Regions from separate parts of the Mus musculus genome. Here region 2 is linked to region 1. Evidence: chromatin loops called from intact Hi-C (ENCODE). Cell type or tissue: left cerebral cortex. All regions are shown on one strand. Each heading gives the region's core, and the rest is flanking DNA. Links, peaks and the distances in the headings are about the cores only. Region 1 overlaps St6galnac1 (ST6 (alpha-N-acetyl-neuraminyl-2,3-beta-galactosyl-1,3)-N-acetylgalactosaminide alpha-2,6-sialyltransferase 1). Region 2 has its middle 6.1 kb from the start of St6galnac2.

What was found. A loop is a pair of places that touch in the nucleus more often than their neighbours do. Peaks named below come from ENCODE experiments on the same cell type or tissue, not always from the same donor. Only the 100,000 strongest peaks of a DNase experiment are listed, where the experiment ranks them.
Region 2: it touches region 1 in a loop (1.9-fold over the local background); 2 of 42 quality-filtered maps call a loop at or near these places.

What each region holds. Positions count from the first base shown.
Region 1 is chr11:116,764,055-116,773,859 of GRCm38, forward strand. St6galnac1 (ST6 (alpha-N-acetyl-neuraminyl-2,3-beta-galactosyl-1,3)-N-acetylgalactosaminide alpha-2,6-sialyltransferase 1) reads right to left here. Exons shown (of 9, transcript NM_011371.2): 2 at 4,817-5,315; 3 at 3,891-4,059; 4 at 3,627-3,798; 5 at 2,924-3,062; 6 at 2,484-2,587; 7 at 2,205-2,294; 8 at 2,019-2,118; 9 at 971-1,868. The coding sequence ends at 1,677. Among named protein-coding and RNA genes, the nearest start is that of St6galnac1, 6.6 kb to the right of the region's middle. In left cerebral cortex, for the core only: no CTCF peak of the experiment used is centred there; a DNase peak (open chromatin) is centred at 5,525.
Region 2 is chr11:116,695,885-116,705,689 of GRCm38, forward strand. No RefSeq gene overlaps it. Among named protein-coding and RNA genes, the nearest start is that of St6galnac2, 6.1 kb to the left of the region's middle. In left cerebral cortex, for the core only: a CTCF peak has its summit at 4,979 (motif pointing left); no DNase peak of the experiment used is centred there.

The sequences.
Region 1 (9,805 bases), core at 790-8,789:
TGTGCCAAGAGTAATTTTCCACTACATGTACTCTGCCTTTACTCGGCCATGGGCTGCAGCCAATCAGGGAGTGATGCGTCCTAGGCAAAGAATAATTCTCCTTAAAAGGGGACGGGGTTTCCGCCATTCTCTCTCTTACTTGCGCTCTCTTGCTTGCGCTTTTGCGCTCTGCGCTCTGGCGCTCTGGCGCGCTGGCACGCTGGCGCTCTGGCTCCTAAAGATGTAAGCGGGGGGCCTTTCGTTTTTGGGGCTTGGGGCTTGCGCTCCTGGCTCCTGAAGATGTAAGCAATAAAGTTTTGCCGCAGAAGATTCGGGTTTGTTGTGTTCTTCCTGGCCGGTCGTAGCGCTCTGGAGTCAGTGAGGAAAGGTCAGAATAAGTCCATTTCTGTTTTCTGTAAGACTTGCATTTGACCATGTTTTGACTCATTTTCTGAAATTTGATACCTTGACCTCCAAATGTTCTGCCAAATGATTTTGAAATGTCCTACCAAGATCCTACATAACCTGAATCCCTTGCAAGCCCTCTGGCTTTGCAATTTTGGGGCTATATAAGTTCCAACGTTTCCTATGTTCAATGCCATTTTCTCCAACCCTGCTTCAGGGAGATAGTCCTGTCTGACAGAAAACAAAGCTGGCTTAATTTGACCAAAGAATTTGAATAATGCTCTTTAGCAGTTTCGTGGAATGACAGGAAAACAGGACAATTGGCAAAAGTTCAAGACCAGGGGTCTGGAGAGATGGCTCAGCCCCTAAGAATACTTGTTGCTCTCAGACAGGACCTGGGATCAGTCCCCAAGCCTACAGCCATCTACAACTCTCTTGCCAGGGGACCTGATGTTCTGTCCTCAACTCTGCCATCAGGCATGGACCGTACACATACAGATATGTCGGAGGGGGGAACCTCATACAGAAAATATGTAAGTCTAAATAAAAATCAGTTAAGGATGACCTGAAGCAAGACAAGCCGAGGTCAGAGGGTAGTCCCTTTATTCAATGGCAGCTCATGGTGCCCCATCATGGCTCTGAATTAACACAAAATTCCACTCTGGGAAGTTCTTTGATGTGAGACAGAGTCTTCCTGTAACCCAGGCTGACCTTGAACTTGCTGTGTAGCCAATGCTAGCCTTGAACTCCTGAAAATGTGTAAACCTGTACATTTACACAGATGTACACACACACATACTCTCTCTCTCTCTCTCTCTCTCTCTCTCTCCCTCTCTCTCTCTCAATAAGATTACAAGCATTCAGTGGCACAGAGGGCTCACTCTGAAATCCTGCCGTACCTTGAATGTGTTCAGTCTACTCACCCAAAATGTCAGGTGAGCACACTGTGAGGTTGAAGTCAATGCCTTGTGGGTGGTGCTGACACTTTGGGGATCTCTCCCTATTCCTGGGGGAAGTAACTTGACTGATTTTATTTATTTTAAAGTAAAACATTACTGTCAATGTTACTTTTCAGTGATTTTCCTGTTTGCTTTTGTTGTTGTTTTCTTTTGTTTTGTTTTGGAGAGGGTTTCTCTGTGTAGCTCTGTCAGACAGTGAACTTACTCTGTAGATCTAGACTCTTGAAAGGTGTGGAGCAGGTCTGATTCCAGAGACACAGGTAGGAGCATTTGAGGAGCCCTTGCATTCTGTGTTGTAAGTGGTCGAGGGGAACACCCTGATCTGGGCCCTGGTCAGTTCTTTGCTTTGTCACTTTGTGGACGCTGGTAGAGCCAGATGATGCCTTCATCATGCAACCGCTTCCACACCATTCTCTCTAACCTGAAGTCATGGTTGATATAAAAGATCAACCTTTTCCACGATGTATCATAGTAGTGGTCAGAGAAGCGCTGGTGGCCCTCGGTGATGAAGCCATAGGCGCTGACCTGCAGGAAAATGGAGGAGGGACTGGGACTGGAGAGGCTGCCTCCTGGGGCACTCTGTCCCTTTATCCTGGTCCTGGCCCTGGGCTCTGGATGCAGAGCCCTTGGGTGTACATGCTCGATCCTAATCCTATCAGAGGTTTGCAGGCTCACCTTGTCACAGAGATGAAGGGCTGTGAGCAGCAGGAGGGCACCAGTGGTGGGGCGGTATATTCTCCAATGGGCAGTGTCCAGGGTCTTTGACCTCAGAAACCTGTTCAAAATACCCAGATTGCCAACTGTCAGGAGCCAGCAAAGGATGAGAGGCCCACGGACCCACTATGGGCTTCCTACCCTTACCTGTTCTTCATGTAACGGAGAAAGTCTGGGTGCAGCAGCAAGTATCGATCCAAGTCCAAGGCATTCCGGAAGGCTTCCTGAGGCCTATGCCTGTGGCCAGAGATGGATCCCTCAGGCCCTGTTCTCTTACCTGGCCCGGTGGAGGCCAAGTTATGGTCACTGTGTGACCACTATCCCATCTCCAAGTGTCACAGAAGCAGTCCCACCTGACTAACCCTTTTGAAGTCAGTCACTTCTCAGTCTGGCAGGGTTTCCAGGGCAGGAGGAGGGAAGGGGTACCTGAACCAGGAAAGGTGGGTTTTTGCCAAGGTCTGATTCAAAAACATAGCTTCCAGCCACTCATAGTCCCGGGTGCCTTCCAGGAAGTGTAGATATCGGACGTCCTGAAGACCAAGGACAACAAGTGGTCTGGGAGCACTGCCTTGAGGAGCCTGGACTGAGGGCGGCCCTCATCTCACTCGTGACTGTCCCCAAAATCTCCCATGGCCTGAGTGGCTGTTGTCACTGCTCTTGCCCTCATGTGAACAGAGCTTGGGATGAGCCAGTTTCCATCCACATACAAGGCGCTCATAAGTCTCCCCTATCCAGGGGCTGTATAGCCATGCCCATTCTCAATCTTGTTTCTCCCCTGAGCAGGCACGGTGGGACCACGCCCATTTGCACTCATTGGTCTCCCATGTTCAGGGGCTGGGTGGTCACGCCCACTCCTCCCTTCTCACCTTTCCCAGAGGCACATGCTGGAAGCCTCGTCTACCCAAAATGAGGATAGACTGGGTCAGAGAGAAAGCAGTGAAGCCATAGAAGGATGTCCGGGTCCCCACATCCTGTTCATATCCTTTAATAACGGCTCCACTCAGTCTGTGTAGAAAGATCGAATCAGATGCTGTGAATGGAGGAGAGACATTTTTTTGTGGAGATGAATCAGGAGGCAGGAGCTGTAGACACACTCCATTTTCTAGATAAAGATATGGGGACATGTCTTAGGGTTTTATAGCTGGGAAGAGACACTGTGACCACTATGCCAACCCTTATGAAGGAAAACATTTCATTGGAGCTGGCTTACAGTTTGAGAGGTTTAGTCCATTATCATCATGGCGAGGAATATGGTGGATCACAGGCAAGCATGGTGCTGGAGGAGCTGAGAGTGCTACATCTTGATCCACAGGCGCCAGAAGGAGATGGTGTGCCACACTGGACATAGCTCGAATGTAGACCTCCAAGCCTACCCTCACAGTGACACACTTCCTCCAACAAGGCCACGCCTACTCCAACAAGGCCACACCCCCTAATCAGGCCACTCCCCATGGGCCAAGCTTTCACCCAAATGAGTCTATGGGGGCCATTCCAATTCAAACCAGCACAGGACACTTATCGGGTCGCCCATTATAGCCCATATCTACAAGCAACGGAGGGAGAACATACCGGAAAACATAGTCATGGCTGTCTATCTCCCGGCCAACACGTGAATCATTCAGGATGCCCCCGTTGCCCACTACAGCACAGGTGATACACTTGGAGTACCCAGTAGGGAGGCTGGCCAGGAGGAGCTGCTGCTGGCGAACTGGAGGGAAGCGGGTCACCACCTTCTGTACCACTGGAACACAGCAGGGTTCCATTCAAAGCCCCAGAAATGAACCAACCCAAGAGAGGAAGCCAGCCACCCTGTACTCTGAAGTAAGCACTCACGGGACTGATTGAGTTCCATGAAGCCAAAGGGAGGAGCGAAGTGCTCTAGACGGTTCCACTCGCTCTGGGTGAAGCGTCCAGAGTCCAGGAACAGAGTGATGTTGGGCAGAAAGATATTCTGTAGCCATGGTGACTTGGAGGCCTTGATCTTCACAGAAGCAGAGCAGTTCTATGTGCAGGAAGATATGGAAAGGTCAGGCAATGGGTGGCCCAGGAAAGCATCAGCCAGGGGCTGGGTGGGTTCCATTAGACAGAGACTGGGCTGGGGATACAGGTTGAAAGTTCCTGCCCCCTACTCTCTCTTTCACTCTGGACCCCAGGGTCTCCAAATCTAAGTCACCTTGGTCCCAGAAAACAGGTCCCCTCAGCTCTGAAGCAGCTACACCTTGCAATTCTGACAGCCACATGGGCATGCGCTGCTCTCTTGGGTTGTGACCCTGTCCTGTGTGTATACACAAGCAGGTTTTCAGTATTTCCTCAAGGCAGGGGTGAAAAAGATTAGGGTGGTGACATGGGCTTGAGGGCTGAAGGACAGTGAAGGATCTGAGTGGGCTTTCCAGGGATGCCAGTGTCACTGGGAAGGGAGCAGCTGAACAGTAGGCTGTGTCTTCCTGTCTGCTAGTCCCATGACTATAGAATAAGGGATGACGTACTGGACCCCCAGAACTGGCCCCAATATCTTCTCACAGAATGGTGACCTGCCTCAGGTCTTCTTGAAAGGGGTCCCAGACAAGTCCCTTCCAGACACACCTTTCTGAGTTGTCCAGACCTTAATCCTGGACCTACCTTCTCCTCCCTGACTTTGGCTGTTATAAAAAGGAAGGATGAAGGATGGTTCATTTTTAAGTGTCAGGTAGACCACAGGAGGAAAAGGGCTGCCTGGGGTGGTGGTATAGTGCAGAGTCACAGGGAAGGTCCAGACTCACCGTCTGCAGGCTGCTCATATCCAAGCTATATTCCTCCTCAAAATCCCACCGAGGCTCAGACTTGAACTCAGAGGCCTTCAGCCTTTGCCTTCTTCGTGTGGTGGGGTGTGGGGAAGAGGCAGGGGATTTGGTAGCCTGGACCACTTTCTTCTTAGCTGGGACAGCTCCTGTGGCCATTGGTGTCTTCCTTGTTGACAGTGCTCCTGGAGCTCTGGGTAGTTTGTCCAGGTGTTCTGACACAGGCGTCTTTGCAGCAGGCTCTGCCTTGCTCTGAGGATTCTCTGGTGCTGGCCTTATGGTCTCCAACTTCCTCTTCTCCTTCCCCTCAGCTTGCTCTCCTTGGACTGCCTCTCTCTCCTGTTTCTTCAGGTCCTTTGAACTGACAGAGGTTGTCTCCTTGTTGTGAACTCTGGGTGACAGTGTCATGATGGGTACTTGGGGCTCAGCCTTTTGTTGATTCTCCTGGGCACTTGCGTCATTCTTCCATATGAACTGGCACCTGCACAGAGAATACCTGATGAAGGTTGGCTGTTCTATAAACTGGCCACAACATCACTAGCAGGCCGAGGAGACAGCTCAGTGAGTGAGAGCGCTTTCTCTCCAAGAATGAGCTTATGGGTTTTCTATCCTTAGCTTCCATATTAAAAAAAACCATACACCACAAATCCAGCCAGGCAAGTATCTGCAAGCCCACGTGTTTTCCTGTTTTATCCTCCATGTTATTTTATGAGATGAGTTTCTCACTGAACCTTCTGTTCACTGACTTGAGTATTGTGGTTGGCCAACCAAACCCCACATATCCTCTGCCTCTGAACATCAGGATTACAGGCTGGTGCCTGTGTGATCTGAGATTTGAACCCAGGTCCTCATGCTTGTGCACCAATAATTTTACCATCTGCATATGTCTTACACACAAATAGAATAGAACTATGAAGTCCCGTAGTTCTTGGGTTTGGATCCTCTTAGTCTCCCATGAGTCTCATGATCCTGGCTTGTTGCCTCCTTAGACTGCTTGCAGAAATGGCCTCTGGACACCACAGAAATCCTCCTGCCCGATGATCTTCTGGCATGCCCCTTACTTGCTGAAACTACCCGCTTTCTTCTGTAATGAACGTCCAGCTTAACCTCCTTACTAATACCAATAGCAGAGTAATGAACACACAAGTCCCTCACGTGCTTTAGCCACATGTCTTGCTCTCTTCTGTTACACTTTGTATCTCTTGGAAGCTCACCAGAAAGAAGTGGAGTAAGCATGGCACCCAGAGCCCGATTCCCTGTGCTTTCTGGCCACCAGTTTTGTAGGACTGTCATTGACCATTATAGATCTCATATTCTTCATCTTTGAGAATGTGTGCAAACACCTGTCTTGTACAGTTGTAAAGATGAAAGTGACCAGAATGATGCCAGTTCTGAATTGATGTGTCATAAAAAGGGTGTGGCCACGTTCGCAATGAGTCTCAGAAAGCATCATAAATCTTTGACAGCTCCCGTTCAGCATTTTAAACTTTATTAAAATCTCTCTGTGTGTGTGTTGATGTAGGTATGTATGTGTGTGTGCATGTGCTGTGGTGTGTGCATGTGCTGTGTGTGGTGTGTGCATGTGCTGTGGTGTGTGCATGTGCTGTGGTATGTGCATGTGCTGTGGTGTGTGCATGTGCTGTGATGTGTGCATGAGCTCTGGTCTGTTCATGTGCTGTGGTGTGTGCATGTGCTGTGGTGTGTGCATGTGCTGTGGTGTGTGTATGTGCTGTGGTGTGTGCATGAGCTCTGGTGTGTGCATGTGCTGTGGTGTGTGCATGAGCTCTGGTGTGTGCATGTGCTCTGGTGTGTACATCTGCTCTTGTGTGTTTTTGTCCTCTGGTACGTGCATGCCTGTGGAGACCACACGTTGACCTCTGTTGTCTTCTAGAAACCATCTTCTGTGCTTTTTGAGATAGAGTCTGTCGTTGGCTTAGAGCTTGCTAAGAAAGCTTTCTGGCCATTGATCCCCTAGGATCCCCCTGTCTCTGCTCTGGGGGATCAGAATCTGGGGATTCTGAGCTCTCCCCACCATGCCTGGATTTTCTGTGAGTGCTGGAATTGAACTCAGATCCTCACGCTTGTGTGGCAAGGGCGTGACGGACTCAGCCATCTCTCTCCCATCTCCCCAATCCCTCCCAAGTTTTCCCTTTTTTTTTTTTTTTTTTTTTTTTTGAGTCAGGTTCTAAGTGGGGATGGCTGGCCTCAGACTCAGGCTCCACCAGCCCAGTGCTTGAGGTCATGGCCTGCTCCACTCCACCTGCCTATTGCTATCTGGTTTACTGATCTTATTGCTTCTCTTCTTCTACACCTGCAGCAGCATGGCCACCCCTCCAAGCTGTAAAACCTGTAGTCACCTTTGTGCCCCCTCTTCCTCCCACCACTCCTTTAAAATAGCTCTTGAAGTTCCCTTCTCTCTTGTCCCAGATCCTCACTGGGCCTCAGTGGCAGACTTCAACCCCTCCTGCCTGAGTTAACCACTTAGGTAGTCTCTCCACCCCAGCCCTTGACTATCACACTGGATGGTCCAAACCCTCACCTCTTGAAGCTGCCTTTCTGCCCTAAAAGTCCTTTGCTACCATCCCCTGGCCCCACCTTTCCTAGGCTGGCAGGGAAGCCCTCCATATTGGGGATGCAACTTCCCCATTGGGGGAGGTTCATGGAGTTTCTATGTCAGCCCATTCTCTATAGTCTCCTCCTCCCCTGCAGGCCATTTACTGATCACTCAACCAACTGCACACTGTCTTTGAAACATTCCACAGAGTCTCCTAGGCTCTCTCTCTTCCAGAGACCTCTCTCTACAGCAATTGTTCCCTCTGACAATCATTTGAACTTAATTATATTCAGTGTATTGAACGTGCTTCAGGTTACAGTCACTTCACCTCATTAAAACTCATTCTAATTTTGAGTGGTAGTGCATGCCTATAATCCCAGCACTTGGGAGGCTAAGGTAGGAGAATCAATGGGTCTCAGGTTATCCTGGGTTGTATAGTAAGACATTGTCTAACTATCTACCTACAAATTTATTTATCTATAAATATGATTATCTACAAATCTATCTATAAATCTATCTACCTATAAATATATCTATCAATCTAACTATAAATCTATCAACCTATTTATCTATAAATCTATCAACCTAACTCTATAAATCAATCAACCTATTTATTTGTATGTCTATCTATATATCTATCAATCTAGCTATCAACCCATCTATAAATCTATCGACCTAACTACCTATAAATCTATCAACCTAACTATCTATAAACCTATAAACCTATAAACCTATAAACCTATATATCTATATATCTATAAATCTATAAATCTATAAATCTATAAATCTATAAATCTATAAATCTATAAATCTATAAATCTATAAATCTATAAATCTATAAATCTATAAATCTATAAATCTATAAATCTATAAATCTATAAATCTATAAATCTATAAATCTATAAATCTATAAATCTATAAATCTATAAATCTATAAATCTATCTATCTATCTATCTATCTATCTATCTATCTATCTATCTATCCTTCTATCCACTGCCTTCTTCCTTTTTCCAGTGCTGGAATAAAACCCAGGGTCTCATAGATACTGGGCAAGTGCTCTACCACTGAGCCACTCCTCGTCCCCAGCCCTTTCTCCTTCTCCAAGCCTTTCTTCAGGTTATGTACTTCACATCCTGTTTGCTCTGAGGTTAGGTTGGTTTATTGGATGTCCCAGCTCTTGCTGAAATGGCCTCAACAGTCAATAGCTGAGGTTTTCCTGGGGAAACTCCCTAACTCTGCAGAACCCCTGAGTCCTATTCAGGATCCTGCCCCCCCCCCTTGCTCTGACAACATCATTGTCCACAAACACACATCTGGGAGTGTGCATTCCACTTCTTGCCTCCTGGTGAAGGAGGTGCTAAGCTCCTGTTCCCCAGCTCCCTAGGCCATGAAGACCTGGGATAGAACAGCACGGCTCTTTTTTCTTTCCGTGTGTTACACAATGGACAACAGCATTGCCATTCAACCTTCAGAAGGCTCTAGACCGCAATGGCCACCAAGCTGTTTGCCATACCCCTCCACTCAGGAGCATGTGCCACTGACTGGTGTGGTCACTAGAAGCTTCTTTCTAGCATCCCTGGAGTCCTTCAACCCCCTCCCACATCCCCATGTTGTTCTAGGGATGCCCTGACACTGTGACAGCCATTGTCCTCTGAAATGCATGCTTAAAACTGATTTCTCAAATGATATAAATACATAAAAACATGAATACAAAAATAAAGGGATACAGGCCTGTAATCCTAGCAGAGGTTGGCAGATCTCTATGAGTCTGAACCTAGCCTGGTCTTCATAGCAAATTCCAGGACAGCCAGGGACATACAGAGAGACTTTGTCTCAGAGTCCCAACAGACACAAACACATCTTATTCCTGTAAGCAGCGACCAAACTGAAGCTGTTGTGAAAACAACTGCCATTTTGAATAGGGGTCATAGGAAGTTTTAGTTGCAAGCCCTCCCTGGGTAACTGACATCCTGGTTGGCAGAAAGAGTCATGGAAATGAGTCCTTTACATCCTGGTTGGCAAGTTGAGACACGAATTCTTGGCAGATTGCCCCACCAGAATTCACTAACCCAACCAAGGAACCAGGACAAGTGAAGCACAAAGACATGTTCCTATGGAAGTCCCATCCCTAAATCCTGATTGGTGGGATAACTTGGCACAGATGTTTGTAATTTTGGAGCTGAAAACCTATGTACTATTCAGGTTCAGGGTCACAGATCAGCCTGTGCCTGATACCCAGCCCTGACTGATCAGTAGTGGTCTGAATACAATACATTTTTGCCATCTGCCTAAATACTTACTAAAATAGCCTTCAACTACTCAGTCAGCTCCCGAATCTGCGCTGTTGTTGCTGACTGGTCAGTTTTTGCTGCCCAATTCAAAGAAAGATCTTGCTCTGCTGGGCTCTTGTGCCTGC
Region 2 (9,805 bases), core at 1,304-9,303, 68 kb before region 1:
GGCTTTATCTGCTGAGCCATTTTGATGGCCCCTGATTTCCAGTTTTTCCTTTCAATCTTTGCGCTCTTCCTTTGTCAAAATTGCTGTTACTTAACCCTGTACAGTTTCTTCCCTTCCTGGGGATGCTCGCTCTCTCCTCCTCCGTGGGAGTTGCCCCCCATCCATGTTAATGATGTAGGTCTATGTTTTTTTTTTTTTTACAGTGTCCCATAGCAACACTTCCTGGACCAAAGCATCCTCACTCCTCCCATCCAGTCTGTCCTGACACCTCAGGTTTCTCAGGAGCTTATGCTCTCCAGGTCATAATTTGTGCTGCTGTCTCAGCAGCAGCACAAATCCACTTGCGGGCTTGGCTTTCCACCCAACCAAAGTTCTACACAGATTCATGCTTGGATCTGCGCTGCAGCACTCCCTGCCCCCACGTGCCCACTCATTTCAAAACAGAACCGAACCACCAGAAACCCAGCTCCGCTCACTTCTCGCCAGCCATTGCCCAAGTCTTGGTTGGCTTCCGCTCCGGTTCTGCTTCCTAGTGACTCTGGAACATCCTGCCAAGTTCTCTCTTGTCTCTGCCATTCTTTCAACAGGAGTGAGCATCGGGCTGGGGATTTAGCTCAGTTGGTAGCATGCATCCCTCGAACTCATAAAGCTCTATGTCAACCCCCAGTACCACAGTTATGGTAGCATACATCTGTACAGGGAAAGGCAAGAGGATTAGAAGTTCAAGGACATCCTTGCCTACTTAAGAGTATTCAAGGCCAGCCTGGGATACGTGAGACTCCACCCAGTGGTTACTGTTAACTGTTAATGGGATCAGTCTGGAGCAGAGCTTGCCTAGATCCAGGTTGGCTTTTTTTTCCTTTTTCTTTTCTTTCTTTTTTTGAGGCAAGGGCTACACAGGTAGCCCTGGCTTGCCTGGTACTTGCTCTGTAGCCCGGCCTGACCTTGACTTGGTCCACATGAGTTAATGTCTCAGATTAGCTGCTTCGGGTTCCTTGGCTCCCTTCAGTCCTGTACTGCAACCTGGATTGGAAGCCAGGTTTTTTCCTTGGTCTTATTCAGGGTACTTTATCCTAGCAAAGACATGACACTAAGACACCCTGTGTCAAACAGCAATCAAATAAAGACCACAAAGCCCGGGTACAGTGGCACACACCTTTAATCTCAGTGCTGGAAGGCAGAGACCTGCAGATCTCTGAGAGCTAGAGGCCAGTCTGGTCTACATAGTGAGTTCCAAGACAGCCAGGGCTACATAGTGAGACCCTGTCTCAGAAACGAAAGCGCAAACCTGTTTTAACTTGCATGCCCCTCACTACTGAGATGTTTCCCTCTGGTCAGGTGACAGGTTAGCCAGGCACAGGTTCAAGACTCAGGTCAAGAAGACAAGACTCCTGGATGAGAGTGTCATTTACAAAATAGGCAGCATTGGCCTCCTCATGCTGGGTCTCTGAGCCTGCAAGCCCAACGGGATAAGGCAGAGAGGCGAAGGAGCCTGCAAGCCCAACGGGATAAGGCAGAGAGGTGAAGGAGCCTGCAGCACAGACCAAGAACTCTGCACAGAGGGACGCGTGATACTGAATGACCTGCCAGCTGTGAGCACACGTGCATTTGCTGGACAGAGAGAGCCTTATTACCCTCCCCTCAACGGGCCAAAATGTGCCCCTGCTCCAGAGGAAGGCGCCATCTTCATCCTCCTAGGTTGTTTACTGACTAGGCAACTTTGGAACAAAAGGGCGGATGTGTCTGTCCTCAGAGGTGTGACTAATGGTTAAGAACTGTCTTCCCACTGGTTCCTGCTCACACCTGTGGCCTGAAATCCAGCTCTGAAATCCTCCAGGCTCTGAAATCCAGCCTCCTAACCCCACCCCGCCCCTGCTGTGTGTCCTCCAGAGACTCAGGTTTTGCTTTAGCAGCCACTCCCTCCACACAACCCCGGTGGAGTCCTGACCCCAGTTCATAAAGTGCAGGGCCACTGAGCCGGCTCAGTGGGTAAAGGTGTCGAGTCTCACGACCCTAGTTCAAATCCTGTGACGCACAGAGTGGAAGGAGAGAACCAACTCCCAGCCACCCCACAGTCTACGTCATGGCATTGTATAGATGTACACACATGTCCACATACACGAAATGTGATGATAACGACAACATCCTCAAGCGATGTCTCGTCCTCAGAAGCTAAAAGGCAGACAGCACACTGTTCGGCTGGCTCTTCTTAGCTTAGCGACCCTGTTTCTTCCCAGTCTGTTCCCTGTCCTCTTGTCTCTGAAGCTGTCTTCCGTGGCCGCAGTGTCACCGTGGCTGAGCCTCTGTTACCAGTGGATCCGGTGTTCTCTGGGTGTCATCCAGACACACCTGCCCGTGAATTCAACTCTGAGATCCTCACAATCTCTGCCTGGAATGCTCTCCTCTTTTGATGTTGCCAGACAGCGCTTTGTTGGCCATGGAGTCTGCCTGTCTCTATCTATGTCCCATCAGCTGCACATCTGCTTAGCTTCAAAGGGGCGCTCTGAAGACCTGCTGCTGCTGCTGCAATGGTTTCTGAGACAAGGTCTCTCTGTGTGGCCCTGGCTGTCCTGGAACTCACTCTGTGGACCATGCTGGCTTCAAACTCAAGAGATCTACCAGCCTTTGCCTCCTGGTACTGGGATTAAAGGTGTGCGCCCCACTGCACCTCTTAATTATCTTTTTATTTTATGTGTATGGATATTTCCTTGCCTCTATGTTATCTGTGGACCAAATGCATGCCTGGAGCCTGCAGAGGTCAGAAAAGAGTGTCGGATCCCCTGAGACTGGAGTTACGACTGGTGTGGGCTGCAGTGTGCTTTCAGAAAGTCAAACTCTGGTCCTCTGGGAAGGCAGCCAGTGCTTTTAGCCACTGAGCCATCTCTCCGGCCCCACCTGAGCTGCTTTAGGACTGACCCGGCTTTCCCACAAGCCCTTCTGCCTGCCTTTTATCTCAATGGCTGGCACTCTGTCCCCAGTCACTAGCCTCGAGGCATAATGCAAGCTTCTCTTTCCTTCACAACAAAGTTGAAGCATTGGAGTGGAGAGTTGAGGCTGATTTATCTCCCTGTAAGCAAAGAAATGATAGGCAGGCAGGTGTTACGGTTTAGGTTTTCCGTGTTTCTCTTTGTCTGTCTGTCTGTCTCTCTCTTTCTTTTTTTTTTTTTTTTTTTAGATTTTTATTTATTTTCTGTATAGGAGTACACTGTAGCTGTGAAGATGGTTGTGAGCCATCATGTGATTGATGGGAATTGAATTCAGGACTTCTGCTCTCTCCGGTCAGCCCCACTTGCTCCAGCCCAAAGATTTATTATTATTATTATTATTATTATTATTATTATTAAGTGTAGCTGTCTTCAGACACACCAGAAGAGGGCATCAGATCTCATTACAGGTAGTTGTGAGCCACCATGTGGTTGCTGGGATTTGAACTCAGGACCTTCGGAAGAACAGTCAGTGCTCTTAATTACTAAGCCATCTCTCCAGCCCCCACCCACCCCCCTCTTTCTGTCCGTGTGTGTCTTTTTGTCTTTCTTTTTCTCACAACACAGGGTCTCTCTAGGCCTGGCTGAGTATTGTTTTGGTTTTTTTTTGTTTTTGTTTTTGTTTTTAAACTTTGGCCTGTTTATAATTTTTAATTTTTAAAGGTATTTTAATTACAAAGTTAAAAAGAAATGGAGAACCCAACGGTGCCATAACCATAGAATGGAATATTATCCAGCCTTAAAGGCAAAGTCTGGGGCCAGAGAGACAGCTCCGAGACTAGGAGCGTGTCCCAGTCCCAGCACTCATGTTGGGTGGCTCCAAAGGGCCTGTTACTCCAGCTCTGGATCTGACACACTCGCATGCACATACCCACACACAGATGCACATACTTAAAAATACCACCCCATCCCCTTCTTTTTTTTTCAAGACAGGGTTTCTCTGTGTATCCCTGGCTGTCCTAGAACTGACTCTGTAGACCAGGATGGCTTTGAATACAGCTCTGCCTGCCTCTGTCTCCCCAGTGCTGGAATTAAAGGTGTGTGCCAGCTTAAAAATAAATCTTGAAGAAGGAAGAAGAAGAAGAAGAAGAAGAAGAAGAAGAAGAAGAAGAAGAAGAAGAAGAAAAATGGGTGCTGGAGAAATGGCTCAACCCTTGCTGCTCTTGCAGAAGATAGGGGTTCTGTTTCTAGAACCTGTATCAGGAAGCTTATAGTCTACCTAGCTCCAGTTCCAAAAGATCAGACACCCTCTTTTAGCCACAGAGGGCACTCACTGTATGCAAGCAATGTCCACACAACCAAATGGACACATGCAACGTACACATAAATAAAACACACACACACACACACACACACACACACACACACACAAAGGAAAGCCTGACACTGGGTCCAATATGAATGACATTATGTTAAATGAAATAAGCCACAAAGAGCTCAACACCATGTGTAAGATACACTTATATGAGAGTCAGAGTGTGGAATTAGTGTTACTAGGTGTGGAGAATGAGAAATGTAGAGTTGTTTAATGGGTTCCGAGTCTCAATTTTCACAAAATAAAGTATTTCAAGTATTAGGCTATAATATTAATATATTTCTTAAAAATACTTATTTTATGTATGTGAGTACACTGTTACTGTCTTCAGACACACCAGAAGAGGACATTGGATTCCATTACAGATGGTTGTGAGCCACCATGTGTGCTGGAAATTGAACTCATGACCTCTGGAAGAACAGGCAGTACTCTTACCTGCTGAGCCATCTCTCCAGCCCCTACAATAAAAATATTAACATTATTGACTTGCTCCCTAAAAATGGCTGAGATTTATGTTCTGTGTATTTGTTAAAATGTGCACGAATGGAGCTAGAGAGATGGTGTAGGGTCAAGAGTACTTGTTGCTCTTGCAGAGGACCTGAGTTCGATTCCCAGCACCCACATGGCAGCTAACAACTGTTTATAACTCCAGTTCCAGGGGATCCAATGCCCTCTTGTGGCCCCCCCTGGGCACTCCATGCATTTGGTACACAGATATATGCAAACAAAACACTGATACATATAAAGCAAAAATAAAGCCTCAAAATATAAAAATAAATACAATGTGTGAAAGAGAGAAAGAGAATTGGCCTGCATGTACATCTGTGTACCATGTATGTACTGGTTGGGGTCTGAAGAAGGGGTCAGACTTATGAGCCTGGAGTCACAGATGGTTGTGAGCCACCATGTGGGTCCTGGGAATTGAACTCAGTCCCCTGCAGGAGCCACGCATGCTCTTAATTCAGCCATCTCCTGGCCTATTAAAGCATTTAAATGAAACTTCTGTCCACAAAAGTTCTTAGGAAGCTGTAGCTTTGAATGAACCTTCTGCAAGTCTAGTTGACTGACTAGAACACTGTGATCACAGATAGTTGGAGTTTTGCAAGTCCAGAGCCAAATTATCTTTGACTAATTTCAGTCCCCCCCCCATCCCCTCCCTCACCCCCCACTTCCTGGAACTGGTTTTGAACTGCTGGAGGCCGGACCTAAGGTCTTAGTGACCATTAAGTAAGTCTTCTGGAATGTACCAAGTGTGTGCTTCCCACTCAGCTAGGAATGCCACAGCAGGAGGTGCCCGTTTCCCCGCTGCAGCTCTCCTGCTGTTTGCCCCAGGCATTTGAAAGCACCTTCATTTGTGACCAACTTGCTTTGTTCCATTACTATTAAAAACTTCATGAGATTGCTTCCATGATGAAACACAGACTGTTGAGAGCAATGAGCCTGTGTTCCTGAGCCAGTACCACTCACACTTGACTTCAAAATCAACTCTCTTATCCTCTTTGAGAGGGCTGCAGGGTCATGTGCAGCGTGGCACCCCTTACTGTAGTGGTTCTTTCTAGAGTAGGTGTGGCTAGCCTTTACCCAGGTTTCTCCCTCCTCCCTGCATGCCATCTTGAGAAACCACAAACCACACAGTATACTCGAAAGCAGGATACTGAGCAGGATGAAGGATTTATAAAGTCAGTTTCCATGGCTACCAGAATCCCTCAGGTTGCCCTTTTACAACCAGGCCCTCTTTCCCCTTTTCCTCATCTACCTCCACCCATCACCCCTGACTAGTCTTTACTTCTATAATTCTGTCACTTCAAGAAAGCATCCATTCTCCAGCTTTTAATAAACCTTTTAAAAATCACATTATTTGTTTATTTATTTACTTATTTTATTTGTTTGCTTGCGTGCCTGTGGTAGTCAGAGGACAACTTGCAGGAGTCCATTCTCTTGTTCCACCATGTGAACCTCAAGGATGGAACTCATGTTGTCAGGCTTGCTACCTGGTGGCTTTTCCCGGCCGAGCCATGCCATTCACTGTCTCTTCTCCTTCAATGTTTATGACCACCCCTCCCCTGGTATAATTCTACTTTGTTGTTGTTATTGTTTTTTGTTTTGTTTTTTTCTTTTTTTTCTAAGACAGGGTTTCTTCCTTTAGCCCTAGCTGTCCTGGAACGTTCTCTGTAGGGCAGGCTGTCCTGGAACTCACAGAGATCCTCCTGCCTCTGCCTCCTAAGTGCTGGGACTAAAGTCATGCACCACCACTGCCTGGCTCCCTCAGTATACTTCTATGGAGACCGTCTAAGTTATCTGTATCAACTGCACATTCATTTTTATTGGGTGTTGCGGGATATTTGATCACACTGTGAACCCTGAGAACTAAGGCAAATCACAGAAAGATTTAACAGACTAGGATGTGCCCAGCTCTCAGGAGAAGAGAGTGGAAAGGGAAGCTACTTGAGGGGAAGAGAAAAGTGGCAGTTTTCCTGGGGCTGTTGCTGCAGAGAGAAAAGAAGTTAGACACAGGTGAAGACAGAATGAGCCAGAGAAGGAGCCCGAAGATTAGAACAGATTGCCAGAATTTTAGGCCAAGCAAAACAATTCAGGAGAAGCTCAGAGAAACCAGATTGAATCAGTCAGCTTGGAGAGGAGTTTGAGCCAGGAGAGCTGAATTAAACCAGGGAGCCAGAGATCTCAGAACGAACTAGAAAGGGTGAGTTTATTCAGCAATAAATCTTAGAGGCTGAAAATATTCTAGGCCTAGATTAGATTGTCTGGAGGGTAGATGCTTCCAGGACTAGGGCTAGGTTAGCAGGCAGAGGCAGTTGTTAAGGCAGTTGTTGAGGCAGTTGTTGCCTGTCTGGCCTGCCATTTTGTACTGTCATTAATGTCATAAGGAAACTTTCTCGCATGTTGCTTCTGCTGAACTCTCTGTACTAGGATGTTCTGGGCTTTGGTGTTCTTGGAAACCAATCACAACAGAAGTCACTTAGAACTGCATTGTATAGTGAGCCACAGTAAGCTTGGACATGAACCAACCACCGGGCAGCAATTCCTGCACCTGGGTATGAGCTTTTATGGTCTTCTGCTTTTTATAAGCTGCCCCTGGGATGAACTCCAACATAAGAGAGACATCTGTACCAGTATGAGAAGTTGTTTGAAATAAGACTTCCATTTTGATTAGGGGTTGAGTAAAGTTTAAGTTCCCAAGACCTCCCTGGGATCTGATGTCCTGCTTGGCAGAAAGAGAAGTGGGCACTGGTAATTAACATCCTGGTTGGCAAGTTAAGACATGAATGTTAGGCAAGGCAATTCCCCCACTACAGTTGAATACCCCAGATAATGGGAACAAGATAAGTGCACTGCAAAGACATTTTTTAAAAATTAATTTATTTTTTATTAGATATTTTCTTTATATACATTTCAAATGCTATCCCCAAAGTTCCCTATACCCTCCTTCCGCCCTGCTCCCCTACCCACCCACTCCCGCTTCTTGGCCCTGGCATTCCCCTATACTGGGGCATACAGAGTTTGCAATACCAAGGGGCCTCTCTTCCCAGTGATGGCCGACCAGACCATCTTCTGCTACATATGCAGCTAGAGATACGAGCTCTGGGGTACTAGTTGGTTCATATTGTTGTTTCACTTATAGGGTTGCAGACCCCTTCAGCTCCTTGGGTGCTTTCTCTAGCTTCTCCATTGGGGGCCCTGTGTTCCATCTTATAGATGACTGTGAGCATCCACTTCTGTATTTACCAGGCACTGGCATAGCCTCATACGAGACAGCTATAACAGGGTCCCTTCAGCAAAATCTTTCTGGCATATGAAATAGTGTCTGGTTAGCAAAGACATTTCTAAGGAAATCCCCTATCCTTAAATCCTGATTGATGGAATAACTTGGCACAGATGTTTATGGATCTTAGGTTTAAAAACCCTATTGGGTGTGTGGGTGGGTAGGGGCTGGTGAGATGGCTCAGCAGGTAAGAGCACTGACAGCTCTTCTGAAGGTCCTGAGTTCAAATCCCAGCAACCACATGGTGGCTCACAACCACCCATAATAAGATCTGAAACCCTCTTCTGGTGCATTTGAAGTCAGCTACAGTGTACTTACATATAATAATAATAATAATAGATTATGTTTAAAAGCCCTATAGGATTTTTTTTTTCTTTTTCCGGAGCTGAGGACCAAACCCAGGGCCTTGTGCTTGCTAGGCAAGCGCTCTACCACTGAGCTAAATCCCCAACCCACCCTATAGGAGCTTAATTCAATGCCTTAACCAACTCCCAAGTCTAGTGTGTGGCCCTGAATGATCAGTCTTGGGGTGTGGTTTTCAATGAACCACCCCTGTCTGGCTGAGAGAGATGGCTGAGTGGTTTGTACAACGGATCCCCAGACCCCAATAGCAGTAAGCCTCTGAGATGACAATTGCCTCAGGCAATTAAAAGTTACATTTACTATTGGGGAGTGTTGTTTTTCTTTGTTACTTTTATTTGAGGGCTTTAGTGTTGTTGCTGTAGGGTCAAGGGACAGCATGGCTTTGTATTCAAGGATGACCTTAAACTTCTGATCTTCCTGCTTCCTCCTCCCAAGTGTGAGCTACCACACCTGGCTTCCTGGTTTCTGTGGTGCTGGGGACTGAGCCAAGTACTTCCTGTGCTGCCCTTCCTGCTTGGATTGGAAGGTGTCTCGGGATCCAGGAGCCACCCAGCTCTGAGGTGGGGCAGTGTCCCAAGGGGCGGCCATCCTGAGACACAGGAGCTCAGGAACCCCAGAACGCTGAGATCGTTGACAGAGGTGGTACAGCTCCCAGGAAAGGGTACCCCCTGCCGAGCTGCTCAGGAACCTGAGCTGGGCTCCTTCTCTTCCTTTTTTTCCTCTTCTCTTTTCTTCTGATGAAAATCACATCAGGAAGCAAATCTCATAAAAAGAGGTTTATCAGTGGGCTCAGGGTGTAGAGGAATGAACCCGGGAGTGGCTGGTGGGGAACAGACAGCAGCAGGGAACGGGACTAAGCACAGCATTTCTATAGAAGTTTGGGGAGGCGGAGCTTTCTAAGGGAGATTTCCATTGGTGCGATTTCAAGTCCTGAGCTTGGAGGAGCTTGGGGATTGGCGAGTTTTCTTGTTCAGTGATTGGTGAGGTTTTGTGCTCAGGGATTGGTGACTTTTAGTCAGACTTTTCACCTGAAATTAGCATAATGGGGGGGTTCCTGTTGAGGGGCTGGAGATGACCTTTGTGACAGTTACAAAGGCTGGGGCGAGGGGTTTGGCTGCTGGAGCGCCCAGGCCAGGGCGGCCACTTTCCTGCCTGAAGCTTTCGGAAGTTTACAAAGAATACAAAGTTCAGGAAGGGAGTCAGGGCCGGGAAAGCCTTGAGTGGCACAAATATCCAACATCCGGGCCCTCAGCCCTGCTGCGGCTTTTTGAATCCCTGTGATACTCTGTGAATGGCCAGTGACATCGAACACCTTTTCCCGTGTTTATTTCCTATTTCTTTATCCTGATCGGGGAACAGTTG